Linked DNA regions of Homo sapiens: region 2 is linked to region 1. Evidence: chromatin loops called from intact Hi-C (ENCODE). Cell type or tissue: MCF 10A. All regions are shown on one strand.

Evidence for each region. Hi-C counts contacts between places; a loop is a spot of excess contacts. Peaks named below come from ENCODE experiments on the same cell type or tissue, not always from the same donor. Only the 100,000 strongest peaks of a DNase experiment are listed, where the experiment ranks them.
Region 2: a loop joins it to region 1, with 6 times the contacts of the local background. A loop is called at or near these places in 2 of 110 quality-filtered maps.

The regions. Positions count from the first base shown.
Region 1 is chr14:49,548,064-49,553,063 of GRCh38, reverse strand. It overlaps LOC107984701 (a long non-coding RNA gene), which reads left to right and starts at 2,413. Exons shown (of 3, transcript XR_007064154.1): 1 at 2,413-3,215. It also overlaps the pseudogene RNA5SP384. In MCF 10A, a CTCF peak has its summit at 2,042; no DNase peak of the experiment used is centred here.
Region 2 is chr14:49,171,635-49,176,634 of GRCh38, reverse strand. The region is part of intron 1 of LOC105378178 (a long non-coding RNA gene); the gene reads left to right. Among named protein-coding and RNA genes, the nearest start is that of RPS29, 410 kb to the left of the region's middle. In MCF 10A, a CTCF peak has its summit at 2,685 (motif pointing right); a DNase peak (open chromatin) is centred at 2,684.

The DNA of each region.
Region 1 (5,000 bases):
TGGGGGTAACATATTTTCATTTTCTTCAGGGTCTGCTCTCTGTCATGTGATGCTATACCAGAGTCAGGTTGGAATTTGGTATCTTATTGCCACAAAGAGTCTGTTTTGTCAGTCTTATGATCACTGTTTTAATGTTAATGCTTGTCAGTTGTGCCTAAACTCCAAAAGGGAGGAGGGTGTAATGAGGCATATCTAACCTCCTTTCTGGTCATGGCTGGGAGGTCAGGTTTTCAGGTTTCTCTGTGGCTCCCTTGACTCAGACGGAGTCTGTTCAGTTGGTGCAGGGGCTTAGGATTTCATTTTTTGTTTACAGAAAATGCTCAGCTATCTTTTTGGTTCATTCTTCCCATCTGAGTATTAACGACGCCTGACCCTGCTTATCTTCTGAGATCAGATGAGATTGGTGTGTTCAGGATGGTATGGCTGTAGACTTTTTGGTCCATTTCTTTTTTTTTTTTTTTTTTGAGACAGAGTCTCGCTCGTCGCCCAGGCTGGAGTGCAGTGGCGCAATCTCGGCTCACTGCAAGCTCTGCCTCCCAGGTTCATACCATTCTCCTGCCTCAGCCTCCTGAGTAGCTGGGACTACAGGCACCCGCCACTGCGCCTGTCTAATTTTTTGTATTTTTAGTACAGACGGGGTTTCACCGTGTTAGCCAGGATGGTCTCGATCTGCTGACCTCGTGATCCACCTGCCTCGGCCTCCCAAAGTGCTGGGATTACAGGCGTGAGCCACTGCGCCCAGCCTGTCCATTTCTAGGTCTTTCACATTTTTTTCTGACAAATCACATTGTATATCTGATCACTTTATAATTGTTTCTTGCATTACAATTGCTCACTGAAAACTGCTGATGGCATAGGAAGCATACCTTTTTCCTACTCATTTTAAACTGAAAACATCTTAGAATTAGGTGTCTTAACAGAAAGAAATGTGTGTGTGTGTGTGTGTGTGTGTATGTGTGTGTGTTGTGTAGTGGGGCCACTCTGGAAAAACACAGTAGAACACCAAGACCTCCAGGGCAACCGAGTACAAATCCTTTAATCACAAAGGAGCAATTTCATAGGAAAAGATTCAGGTCCCATGTGGTATGAGAATAACCTTGTCTCTATTTGCCACTCATGTGTTCACACTCTGCTGGCAACAGAGTCCCCTACCCTGAGGGAGATGAGGACATTTATTTCCAGATATTGATGACTCTAATCAAGGACAGCGTTTGTTTTTTTAAAAATTTAGTTGGAGGGATCTCACTATGTTGCCCAGGCTGGGCTCAAACTCTTGGACTCAAATGATCCTCCCATCTTAGCCTCCTGAGTAGCTTGGACTACAGATGTGCACCACCATGGCCGGCTCTAAGGACTGTGATTTCATATGGTCTCAAACCCAGGTTCAGGCCAAAAATAGAGATTTTTCTTCATTTCCTAAGGGATATGTTACTATTGTCTAGGAACAATAATAATTTTTAGTAGAGATGGGTTTACCTTGCTCAGCAGGCTGGTCTTGAACTTTTGGCCTCAAGTGATCTGCCGCCTCAGCCCCCCAAAGTGCTAGGATTACGGGCATGGGCCACTGCACTTAACCCTGGAACAGTAATATTTCTATAATAAACACTATTCTGGGTAACTTAAGGGTATGTCCCATGACATACACAGACGACTAGAAAAAGCTTTCTCTTTTCATCTAAATTGATAAGATTTAGTCAAACGACAGATGGATGAATGCTCAGTGATTTATCTGTTGGCCTTTCACGTTAACTTTACACAGTTTAAGTCCAAAATCTGCATTCCAGATACTTGAAAAGAAAGAACACTGTTCAGTTGACCTTTATTTAACAAGAAGAAATTTCAGCTGGCTCAGGGGTTTCTTACAACGTTGTAGATTGACATTTCATACAAGGAGGAGACATGATGATTACTGTTATTGTCGTGTGTGTGTGTGTGTGTGTGTGTGATCATTGAACATTTAAGTAATCTAAACCAAGGCATTTTAAACCAAAGCAGTGCTTATCCCTAATATACCCCAGGAGTATCTCATGAACAGCTATATAGGCTTAGGAAGCTAGATGGCAGAGTAATCACACAGTTAAAAGGCTTTATATGCAGTTGCAGGGAAAAACTAAGCTTTTCTTCAATTAAAAAAAAGAAGACATTCCTGCTTACCTGTCTGAATGGTAAAAAAAGGTAGTCTAATATGATGATTTAAAAGGAACAATTTTTAAGGTTAAAAAATCAGAAAAATTTCCCTTATGTCAGAGATTTGATAATAATAACCAACTTCATGCATTAGCGTTCTTTAAAAGAGTAATGGAGTGCATTTAGAGGCGTGGACTTGGCAGCAGCCTGAATGAGTAGTCTCTCTTAAACCTTTCTAATGATTAGCCTGTTACTTAAGTTTCTACCTATTATATTTCTTTCTTTTCTTTGCGGCTCTCATCTGTAAAGTATGTATCAATACTTTACATTATGATGATCAGGAATAAATCCAAATGACTTGAAAGTACCTAAGATAATTGATGAAAAGGTTATGCAACCAGGGGGAAAATATAATAAGTTAATAGGTACCTAGAGATCAGGAGTTTGAACTACCAAGCTTCAGATTCTCAGTCCTGTGACCTTGGCCAGGTTGTGTAACTTCTTAAATCACTGCTTTTTTTATTAGTAAAAATGAGGATCATAATAGTACCATGTCATAGACTTGTCATGGTTATTGTGAAGATTGACCACCATTATGTTGTAATATAATAAGAAATATATATTTAGTCTCTGCCATTTGATCCCGGCACACAGCTCCTAAATCCCTTGAAATCCCTTAAGTGGTAAGTGTCTTTTTGTATGCTAATGACATGACTGGTGGCCCGGGCTCTCAGCCTTAGGAGTGGGGGTGCTGGTTGCCAGGGATACCAACCATGTGATTAGAGCCTTGGGGCTTTCAACCTCACCCCTCAACTTTTAGATAGGGGAAAGAAGCTGAAGGTTAGGTTGATCTTCACTGGTCAATGATTCAATGAATCGTGCCTATGCAATGAAGCCTTCATAAAAACCCAGAATGACTCAGCTTGGGGAGCTTCTGGATAGCTGAACATGTGCAGATGCCTGAAGCCTGGCTCGCCCAAAAGGGCATGAAAGCTCTACGCCCCTCCCCTGCACCTTGACCAATTCATCTCTTCCATCCAGCAGTCCATCTGTATCCTTTGAATATCCTTTATAATAAGTGGGTAAATGTAAGTAAGGTGTTTCTTTGAGTTCTGTGAGCTGCTGTAGCAAATTAATCGAACCCTGGGAGGAAGTCATGGGAACCCTGATTTACAGCCTTTTGGGCAGAAGCACAGGTCACAACCTGGGGCCTGCAATTGGCATCTGAAGTGGGAGGCAGTCTTGTGAGAGGAGCCCTTAACCTGTGGGGCCTGATGCTATCTCCAGGTTGATAGCATCAGAGTTGAATTGAATTAAAGGGCATTTATTTGGTGTCTGCTGGAACACTGATTGCTTGATGTGTGGGAAGAAATCCCCAAACACCTGGTGTCAGAATGTTTTGTTGAGTCTATGAGAAAAGGAAAAACACTTCTTTTTTTTTTCTCTATCTCTAAGAACCACAGTTCCTGGTGTGTAGAGAATAGTCTGTACGTGATAGTTATTGCTACTACTGCATTTTGTTTATGTAACTTTGCACTTAAGTATACACATTTCTTTAAATCCTCACAACATTTTATCAGGTAAGTATTATTGTCTTCATTTACCTATGGTTGAGACTAGGTCAGACGGGTCATCAGCTTGAAGTGGGAGCCTGGAACTCATCCAGACCCAACTCCATGTCCAGAGCTCTTCCCAGCCACCATTCTGCTTTCCAAAAACAAGAAAAACTGCAAATGAAGAACCTTGGGTTCTTTTTGAAATGCAAGCAATTCTAAACTCTCCAAGAAGTAAAACCTCTTAAGGCAAGACAAGGTAGAAAAAGATGTCCACTAGCAAACCATTCAGAGAGCTGGGGGTCTGTAGGATTAGGGAATACTTATGATTCAGGTGCACAGTATGAACTGCCTGGAGGAGTGGGCAGAGCGTGGCTCAGTCCAGGATCTTGGTGAGCCTGCTATAAGGTCTTTGAAGGCAGATATCATCATCTTTGTACTCCCTGTCTTACTGCTTGGCACAGTAGGTGCCTCATAAGTGTTTGTTGACCTGTACGTACTAATACCCTATGAAAAAACTTCTATTATAATAACTATGTTGGGATGGTGTAAAAATTACTAATGTGAGAGTGTATTAGTCTGTTTTCACACTGCTGATAAAGACATACTTGAGACTGGGCAATTTACAAAAGAAAGAGGTTTATTGGACTTATAGTTCCACATGGCTGGGGAAGCTTCACAATCATTGTGGAAGTCAAGGAGCAGCAAGTCATGCCTTACATGGATGGCAGCAGGCCAAAAGAGAGCTTGTGCAGGAAAACTCCCCCTTATAATAACCATCAGATTTTGTGAGACTTACTATCACAAGAATAGCTTGGGAAAGACCTGCCTCCATGATTCAGTTGCCTTTCACTGGGTCCCTCCCACAACACGTGGGAATTCAAGATGAGATTTGGGTGGGGACACAGCCAAACCATATCAGGGAGTATTCACGGACATTGCATCCCCTATCCTGGAGCCCATTGAAAGAATTCTGCAGGGGCCAGCCCTAGTTTCCTATTGCCTTCTCTGCTGGTAAGTTTTCCTCTCTCTCTCTCTCTCTCTCTTTCTCTCTCTGTGTGTGTGTGTGTGTGTGTTGGACAGTTATAAATTAGACCCCCGTATTTTTCTGCTCAGGCTGCCATAACAGAATACTACAGACAGAGTAGCTTAAACAATAGAAGTTTATTTTCTTATAGTTCTGGAGGCTACCAGTCTAATATCAATGTGCTGGTCGAGTTGGTTTCTGGTGAGAGTTCTCTTCCTGGCTTGCAGATGGCTGCCTTCTCGTTGTGTCCTCATAGTGCCTTTGTGTACATGTATTTCCAGTGTCTCTTCCTT
Region 2 (5,000 bases), 380 kb after region 1:
CTTTTTCATCTCTGATTTTATTTATTTAGCTCTTCTCTCTTATTTTCTTAGTCTAGCTAAAGGTTTTTCAGTCTATCTTTTCAATAAACCAACTTTTCATTTCATTGATCTTCTGTATTTTTTGGTCTCAATTTCATTTATTTCTGTTCTGATCTTTATTATTTCTTGCCTCCTACTAATGTTGGGTTTGATTTGTTTTTTATTGTCTAATTCATCATTAGGTTATTTGAAGTTTGTCTACGTTTCTTATCTAGGTATTTATTGCTATAAACTTCCCTTTTAGTACTGCCTTTGCTGTGTCTCATAGGTTTTGGTATATTGTGTTTCCACTTTTATTTATTTCCAGACATTTTTAAACTTCCTTCTTAAATTCTTTATTGACTTATTTGTTGTTCAGAAGCATGTTGTGTAATTTCCAAGTATTTGTATGGTTTCCAAAGTTTGTCTTATTATTGATTTCTAGTTTTTTTTTCTATTTTGGTCAGAATGGATATTTTATATGATTTCAATTTTTTTGAATTTGTCAAGACTTGTTTCATGGCCTAATATGCAGTCTAACTTGCAGAGTACTCCCTGTGCTGATGCTTTTTATTTTTAGCATATCTATTATAGATTTTTGCTTTGTGGTTAGTAAGAGGCTTGCAAATAACATCTTATAGTTATAGTATGTTATTTTAAACTAGTAAAAACATAACTCTGATCACAAAGAAAAAAGAAATTTCTTTTTTGTGTGTAAAGAAAAAAATTCTATACTTTAACTTTATCCCCCCTTACCTTTTAGACTTTTGTTGTCTTTACTTATATCTTTTATATCGTCTATCTGTTAACAAATTGTTCTAATTATTATGATTTTGAGGCATTCATCTTTTAGTCTTCATACTAAAGATATGTGTGGTTTATAACCACAATTACAGTAATAAAGTATTCTGAATTTGTCTGTGTACTTACTTTTATCAATGAGTTTTATACCTTCAGATGATTTCCTGTGGCATGTTAGTAGCATCATTTTCCTTTGGATTAAAGAACTTTTAGCATTTCTTGTAAGACAGGTCTGTTTGTAATAAATTTCCCCAACTTTTGTTTGTGTGAGAAAATCGTTGTTCTTTATGTTTGGAGAATTTCTTTTCTGAGTATAATAGTCTCAGTTGGAAGTTATTTTTTCTTCAGCCCTTTGAATACGTTGTTCCATGTTTTCTTGGCCTGTAAGGTTTCCACTGGGAAGTTTGCTGGGAGATGTATCAGTGTTCCTTTATATGTTATTTGCTTCTTTTCTGTTGCTGATTTTAGGATTTTTAATTTTTTTCTTAATCTTTGAGAATTAAAGTGGGGCCACCACCTGCAGTTACCCTTTTGAGGAATGGGAAGCCCAGAACTTCATTTCCCAGAATCCTTCTACTTCAGATTCCACAGATGAGAGGAATTCATAGAAAATTTGGGACAGGAAGAGAAACAAAAGTCATTGTCTACTCCTTCACTCAATCTCCTATTACTCCTCGCTTATTCACTCCACTGCAGCCCTCCTCTTTACCTATCTATCTCCCAACCTCTCAACCTGTTTGCTGTTTCTCAAACACTTCAATGATACTACCCCCCAGGCATTTTTCACTCAATTATCCTTTTACCTGGACTGTTTTTTCTCTAGATAGTCACATGACTCTCTCCCTTACTTCTCTCAGGTCTTTGTTCAATTATTCCCTACTACCTGAAATCTTCCCTGAGAACCTTATTTAAAATGACAAAACCCATTTTGGCATGTTTCTATCCCCTGTCTCCTGCATTATTCTTTTTCATAGTATTTATCATTATCTGATATATATATATATTTTACTTGTTGATTAATTCTAGTGTATTTCCACTAGAATATGAGCTTCACAAAGGCAATTATTTGTGTCTGTTAATTACTGATTCCCTGGTCTAAAAGCAGTATCTGGCTCAAGTTGAGCACTCAATAAATATTCGTTGAATAAAGAAAGAGAGGCTTTGAGGTAGTCTTATTTGGGTGAAAATTTCTTGTTGTTCTTTGACCTTCATTTACCTGTGTATTTATATCTTTCTCTTTGTTTGGAAAGTTATTTTTTTAAAATTATTTCTTTGAATTAATTTTCTACCCTGATCTCTCTCTATATCTTTTTTTGAGGCCAATAACTCTTAGATATTCCCTTTTGAGGCTAATTTCTAGATCTTGTAGGTGTACTTTATTCTTTTTCATTCCTCTGCTTTTTTTCCTCTGACTGTATTTTTTTCAGATAGCTTGTCTTTTAGGTCACTAATTCTTTCTTCTCCTTGATCAATTCGTTATTGAGACATTCTGTTGTATTTTTCAGTTTGTCAATTGAATTTTTCAGTTCCATATTTAAAAAAATTATTTTAATCTCTTTGTTAAATTTCTGTGATAGATTTCTGAATTTCTTCTTGTGTTAGAGGGTGCACACCATTACTCCAGGGTTTTCTGCTGATGCCTTCTTTAGTTCCTTTGGTGAGGTCATTTTATCCTGGATGTTCTTGGTGCTTTTGAATGTTGTTGCTGTCTGGACATTGAAGAATTAGGCATTTTTTTCCAGTCTCGACAGTTTGGTTTTGTTTGTACTGGTCCTTTTTCAGAGGGCTTTCCAAAAGTCAAAGGAGACTGTTATATGTTAACTAAGCCTGTGGTCACTCCAGCGATTTCAGCACTAGAGGGCACCCTAAGCCTAGTTATGTTGTGACTTGCAGCCTCTCAGATACTCAGCCCTGATGCACTTAAGGGAGAATACTCTGGGAAATGATGCAAAATCCACCACTTTCTTCCTTCTCTTTCCCCCAAGTGGAAGGAGTCTCTGTCTGTGCTGGGCCTCCTGAGAATGAGGGAGGGGTAATGTGAGACTGTTCTTCTAACCCTCTTCAATGTGTTCTTTCTTGTTATGCTAAAATCAAGTACTGTAATCTCTCACCTGAATTTTTTTTTTTTTTTTTTTTTAGTTTGTATGAAGCTAATTTCTTGCACGGATAGATGTTCAATTTGATATTCCTCTGTGTGTGTGGGCAATTGCTGGAGGGCAATTTGCTCATCTTGCTTGGCTTCCTCCTTCAATTTATTTTATCAATGTTTTATAATTTTTGGTATACAGGTCTTTTATCTCTTTGGTTAAACTTACTCCTAAGTATTTTTGTGGTAGGATTGTAAATGGAATTGTTTTCTTAAATTCTTTTCATATAGTTCATTTTTATTGTATAGAAATGCTAATGAGTTTTGCCTGTTGACTTTCTGCAATCTTATTGAATTGGTTTATTATTTTTAACAGCTTTTTGATACAGCCTTTAGTGTTTTCTATATGTAAGATCATGTCATCTGTAAACAGAGACAAGTCTATGTCTTCCTTTCCAATTTGAATGCCATTTTTTTCTTTTTCTTGCCTAATCACTCTGTCTAGGACTTCCAGTACTATGTTGAATAGAAGTGGTAAGAGAGGTTATCCTTGTCTTGTTCCTGATTTTAGAGAAAAAGCTTTCAGCTTTTCAACATTGAGTACAATGTTAGCTGTGGTCTTTTCATATATGGCCTTTATTATGTTGAGTTCAGTTTTTCCTATACATAATATGTTGATAGCTTTTATCATGAAATATGTTGAATTTTGTTAAATGCTTTTTCTATGTCTATTGAGATGATTATATGATGTAGCTTTTATTACACTAATGTGGTGTATCACGTTTATTGATATGAGTATGTTAAACCATTTTTGCATCCCAGGGATATAGCCCACTTGGTCATGATGAATGGTTCTTTTACTGTGCTACCTAATTAGGTTTGCTGGTGTTTTGTGGAAGATTTTTGCATCTATGCTCACCTGTAATTTTATTTTCTTGTAGTGTCCTTGTCTGGCTTTGGATTCAGGGTAATACTGGCCTCCTAAAATGAGTTTGGAAGTGTTCCTTCCTGTTTAATTTTTTGAAAGACATTGAGAAGAACTGTTATTAAATATTATTTAAGTTTTTTGTTGAATACAGCACTAAAGCCATCAGGGCCTGGGCTTTTCTTTGTTGGAAAGTTTTTGATTATTGATTCAATCTCCTTACTCATTACTGGTCTGTTCAAGGCTGAATCATGAAAGAATAAAAGGCTATATGTCTCTTGAAATTTATCCACTTTTCTAGCTTATCCAATTTGTTGGCATAATTGTTTATAGTAGTCTCTTGTGATCCTTTGTATTTCTGTAGTATCAGTTATAATGTCTCCTTTTTCATTAATAATTTTATTTACTCGAGCCTTCTGTCTCTTTTTAGTCTAGCAAGTTTGTTGATTTTGTTTCTTTTCAAATACTCTTAAGTTACATTGTTATTTTTTATTGTTTTTCTACTCTCTATCTTATAATAATTACTCAGAATAAAACAAAGCAATGCATTCATTCAAATATAAACAAAATGGAATGCAACTTAAAACAGAAAACAGGTTCAAAATCAAAATTTAACTTCCCATTTTGCTTGTATGAGATCAGAATCAATTAAAAAGCATACCTTTGTCTCCCAATGATAACTGTGCCTTGTTTTTTTGAATTGTTACTTCCTTAATTTTAAAATTGTAAATATTTAAGGTATAAATGATGTTTTGATATATATAAGCATAGTGAAGTGATTACTATAGTCAAGTAAATTAATATATCTATCTCCTTACATAGGTAGATCTTTATTTAATCTTTTTTTTGTAACAAGAATGCCTGAAATTTCTCTTTGTAAATTTCCAGTATGTTATATAATACTATTATCCATAGCTATCATGGCATAGGTTATATCTCTAGACTTATTTATCCTACATAATTGCAACTTTGTACCCTGACATATGACTCCAGATTTCTCTCCAACCCCTACCCCTGGTAACTACTGTCTACTCTCAATTTCTATGTATTTGACTTTTTATTTTAAGATTCAATATGTTAAGTGGGATAATCAAATATTTTTATTTCTGTGTCTGGTTTATTTCACTCAGCATAATGTCCTCCAGGTTCATCTATATTGCCATGAAAATG